2 separate regions of the Mus musculus genome follow, and region 2 is linked to region 1. Evidence: chromatin loops called from intact Hi-C (ENCODE). Cell type or tissue: heart. All regions are shown on one strand.

Region 1 (2,500 bases):
ATATTTGTCCCCTATCTGATTTAGGATAGGTAAAGATCCTTTCCCAATCTGTTGGTGGTCTTTTTGTCTTATTGACGGTGTCTTTTGCCTTGCAGAAGCTTTGCTGTTTCATGAGGTCCCATTTGTCAATTCTCGATCTTACAGCACAAGCCATTGCTGTTCTATTCAGAAATTTTTCCCCTGTGCCCATATCTTCAAGGCTTTTCCCCACTTTCTCCTCTATAAGTTTCAGTGTCTCTGGTTTTATGTGAAGTTCCTTGATCCACTTAGATTTGACCTTAGTACAAGGAGATAGGAATGGATCGATTTGCATTCTTCTACATGATAACAACCAGTTGTGCCAGCACCATTTGTTGAACAAAACACCCATGGAAGGAGTTACAGAGACAAAGTTTGGAGCTGTGGCGAAAGGATGGGCCATCTAGAGACTGCCATATCCAGGGATCCACCCCATAATCAGCTTCCAAATGCTGACACCATTGCATACACTAGCAAGATTTTGCTGAAAGGACCCAGATATAGCTGTCTCATGTGAGACTATGCCGGGGCCTAGCAAACACAGAAGTGGATGCTCACAGTCAGCTATTGGATGGATCACAGGGCTCCCAATGGAGGAGCTAGAGAAAGTACCCAAGGAGCTAAAGGAATCTGCAACCCTATAGGTGGAACAACATTATGAACTAACCAGTACCCCGGAGCTCTTGACTCTAGCTGCATACGTATCAAAAGATGGCCTAGTTGGCCATCACTGGAAAGAGAGGCCCATTGGACACACAAACTTTATATGCCCCAGTACAGGGGAACGCCAGGGCCAAAAAATTGGGAATGGGTAGGTAGGGAAGTGGGGGGGAGGGCATGGGGGACTTTTGGGATAGCATTGGAAATGTAATTGAGGAAAATACATAATAAAAAAATATTAAAAATTTTTTTAAAAATTGTTTGCTTCAGCAGATAACAACTGACACTTTCTTTTATACACACACACACATATATATATATCAGCTTTAATTAAAAGCAAACAAAATAAAAATTAAAAAAAATAACAAAATCTTTTAAAATAAAAATATTAATAACAAAAAATGTCTTTTGTCTTTCTGTTTAATAAAATCATTAACTGATTCTGAACTTGTTTTCTGTGACAGATTTCAAGGTCCAGGTGCATCTGTGTGTGACCCACCTTGCTCTGAGAAGACCCCCACAGCTTCTGTGCTCAACCAATGGAATTGCATGCCCAGCTGCTCATAACAAGATGGCTTCACAGAGCTGCCAGAGAGGTCCCCAAGGTGCCAAGCTGTACTGCTCTCTGCTTTTTTTTTTTTTTTTTTTTTTTTTTTTTTTTTTGCAGTCCTGGCTCTTTACCACAAGGCAGCAGCCTAGTACCACCCAAGAAGTGTGGAGGGCTGAGCAAGCCACTCCAATCCAGCTTAGAGGTCTCATGGATGGCAGAGTGACTGGCTGGCTTGTGAAGTTTATTATTGTTGTGTCTGTGGTGCCTGCCCTCAGCAGGTAGGATGCAGATGGAATGAGAAGGAAGAGGGAGAGGCTGTAGCTCTTGCCATCCCTGGTGGGTTCTGATGGATTCCCATTTACTATGGTTGTGGCTCCTTCACCCTGCCTGCACTGAGTGCTCTTGTACATAGAACAGAATACTGAGTGATTGTGCAGTCAGGCTTTAAAGACCTACAGTGTGCCATTTGCCTTGATTGTAGACATTTTGGTGCCTTGCCACTTTACCCATGATGTGGGAACTAGGGGGAAAGTTAGAAAAAGCCTACCTTCATGTCATCTAGACATTTGTACTAATGTTTTTGCAGAGGCAGGAGGGACAGTTTTCATCTCATGGGGACATTCAAAGGGACTTAGTTTTATAGCCTGAGAATCTAAGTTAAAATTCTGGCTGTTTTAGCTCTAGGATAGCTTTTTGTTCTGTCATCATGGCAGACAGAGCTCTCTCTTGTAGCTTACACCCCTTATCACACCACCAAACATGTTCATGGACTGAAAATGTAACATTCTGATAATATGCCCAAGTTGTTCTAAAGACACATAGATGAGAACCTAGCAGACTTCTTTGTACAAATTGATAAGTTAGGGCTGCTGAGGTGACTTGACAAATTAAACCTGATGACCTGAGATTGGTCCCTGGAGCCAAAATGGTTTAAGGAAAGATCTTATTTCCACAAGAGTCCCCTGCTTCTACAGAGATGCTGCAGGCCCATATGTGTGCTCTCTCTTGTTCTCTCTCTCTCTCTCTCTCTCTCTCTCTCTCTCTCTCTCTCTCACACACACACACACACACACACACCCCTTCCAAACACTAACATACTCAATAAATGTAAAATTGTAGTTAAGTATTTCACTATCTGATTGTAAAATGTGCACATAGGCCCCTAACAGCCAAAGCAATTGTCTAAAGAAAGGACAGTGCTAGTCGATCTATCTAGGGTAATGAGGTAAGAGCTTTTCTGAGCTGTTCAAGGCTATATAACAAAAGCTATTT
Region 2 (2,500 bases), 180 kb after region 1:
TTGACTGGTGAGAGGGTGGCTATAGACCGGGGGAGGTATGCCTGAGGACCTGAGTGCAGTAACTCTGGTCTTGCTGCCTTCCGGAGGGTGGCATTCGTTCATAGGTCTACTAGATTGAGCTTAGAATATGGTGTCTTCTACTGAGAGAATCTGGAAGGGGAAGAGGGTGAGCAAGAGAGTGACAAAGAGAGGAATGTGCATAAAAGAGTGACAAGAGAATGAGAGCTGCTTCTGACTGAGAGGATTGGGGAGGCTCTGAAAGGAGTGGGTAGAGGGCAACTATCCAGGCAGGAGATGGCCAACAGATTGATTGTATCATGAGATTGCAAACTGTGTTCTGAATAAAGGAAATGTCTTCATGTCAGGAAGCTACCTACCACAATGCCTGTGGAAGAGGGTGGGAGCTTGCTGACTAAAGCAATGCAATGTGGAAGTGGTACAAGACACTGAGGCTGGGGGTGGAGCCTAATGGGAGGCAAAAGAAATGTGTCTATCAAATGGTCGAGGCCTCTACACCTTGGATGAGGTAGAAAAGATCATGTCTGTAACAAAGAAAAGGGATCCCATTGCTCTTATGAGAAGCCAGTGTGGCTGGACTCTTGGCTGAGCTGAGTCCTGGTGAGTAGGCAGAGGCAGACACACTGGGTTCCAGTGAGTAAATGGTTCTGCTTTTCTCTCAGGTACCAGCATCTGCAGATCAACAAGAAGATGACCAATGAGGTAGCCATCTTGCAGCACTTGCCTGAGCGGCTGCGGGCAGAGGTCGCTGTATCCGTACACCTGTCTACCCTGAGCCGAGTACAGATCTTCCAGAACTGTGAAGCCAGCCTGCTGGAAGAGCTGGTGCTAAAGCTCCAGCCCCAGACCTACTCACCAGGCGAATACGTATGCCGCAAAGGGGACATTGGCCGAGAGATGTACATCATCCGCGAGGGCCAGCTGGCTGTGGTGGCAGATGACGGTGTCACACAGTATGCTGTGCTTGGTGCAGGGCTCTACTTTGGGGAGATTAGCATCATCAACATCAAAGGTGAGTCTCCAAGGAAACTGGTAGGGACAGGGTGGCAGAACCCCGGGACAGGATGGTACTTTGGGGCATGTAGATTTAGGAGATCTGGCCCTTGTCTGAGTTGCTACAGGGCTCAGGAGAGAAGCAAGATGTGGGTTATCTGTTGCCTGGGAAGAAGCAGTTGAGCTAAGGTCAGTGGGTGGGAAGGATCCTTAAAAAAACAGAGCTTTCATGTTCCCCATGTGCTGGAAGTGCCAGCAGACCAGCTAAACATTACTGTACCAGCCATGTTGTTATATAACTACCCATTGGTCATCTATCAAGGAAGGTTGCTGATAAGCACAGAGCTTGGTCACTAGCACTTTACTAGATGAAAAAAACAAGTCAGGAAAAGTGGCTTGGCTCAGAAGCACCAATGTGGAGGTTACATCCTGGTTCAGGAGTGAAATGTGACCTTCCTGTCTTCTACCAACTGCTCTCCACCCACCCACCCCCTCATGTGTCTGCCCTTGGACCACAGGGAACATGTCTGGAAACCGACGAACAGCTAACATCAAGAGCCTGGGCTATTCAGACCTCTTCTGCCTCAGCAAGGAGGATCTACGGGAGGTGCTGAGTGAGTACCCACAGGCCCAGGCAGTCATGGAGGAGAAGGGCCGTGAAATCTTGCTCAAAATGAATAAATTGGATGTGAATGCTGAGGCAGCTGAGATCGCCCTCCAGGAGGCCACAGAGTCTCGGCTGAAAGGCCTCGACCAGCAGCTTGATGACCTACAGACCAAGTTTGCTCGCCTCCTGGCTGAGCTGGAGTCCAGCGCACTGAAGATAGCTTACCGCATTGAAAGGCTGGAGTGGCAGACTCGAGAGTGGCCGATGCCAGACGACATGGGTGAGGCTGATGATGAGGCTGAGCCTGGAGAAGGAACGTCCAAGGATGGAGAGGAAAAAGCTGGCCAGGAGGGACCCTCAGGCCTAGAATGACCCCATTCTCACCCTAGGACTCCCAGCTCAAGTAATTCCAGAGTGGTAGGAAAGTCTGCCTGCAGGAATTGTCATCCTATTTGCTAGGTCACAGAAACTTAGGTAAATTGGCCTAGAGATGCCTAGCTATGGATGTGGGTCATAGCATACATGTCCCATACTCACCAGCAGCACACACACATGCACACACTCAGGCTCAGGCGCAAGACTGAGTTCCACATAAAATGTTCCTGTCTTCTGCTCCCAGTGCATCCTCATAAACATACCTATGACTTATGCTCACCCTGTGATCACAGAGAACAATTTAATGCACTGGGACTGCTGGGGTGACCTTTGTACATTTAAAGGAGGTCGCTGGTATAGGAGGACAAGGACAGTGTGAAGCTACAGGGAAAGAAGGCAGTTAAAATTTCTAAACTACTAGATCACTGCTTCAGCTGCTTCCAGGCATGGCCAGACTTCAGGTCTGAGCTGGGCCAGGTAGTATTTTAAAATGAACGTGATGTGTAA

The links. A loop is a pair of places that touch in the nucleus more often than their neighbours do. Peaks named below come from ENCODE experiments on the same cell type or tissue, not always from the same donor. Only the 100,000 strongest peaks of a DNase experiment are listed, where the experiment ranks them.
Region 2: a loop joins it to region 1, with 3 times the contacts of the local background. A loop is called at or near these places in 2 of 42 quality-filtered maps.

Annotation. Positions count from the first base shown.
Region 1 is chr7:105,224,906-105,227,405 of GRCm38, forward strand. No RefSeq gene overlaps it. Among named protein-coding and RNA genes, the nearest start is that of Olfr687, 1.6 kb to the right of the region's middle. In heart, a CTCF peak has its summit at 1,373; no DNase peak of the experiment used is centred here.
Region 2 is chr7:105,406,121-105,408,620 of GRCm38, forward strand. Cnga4 (cyclic nucleotide gated channel alpha 4) reads left to right here. Exons shown (of 6, transcript NM_001033317.3): 4 at 1-7; 5 at 681-1,030; 6 at 1,530-2,500. The coding sequence ends at 1,990. Among named protein-coding and RNA genes, the nearest start is that of Cnga4, 2.8 kb to the left of the region's middle. In heart, no CTCF peak of the experiment used is centred here; no DNase peak of the experiment used is centred here.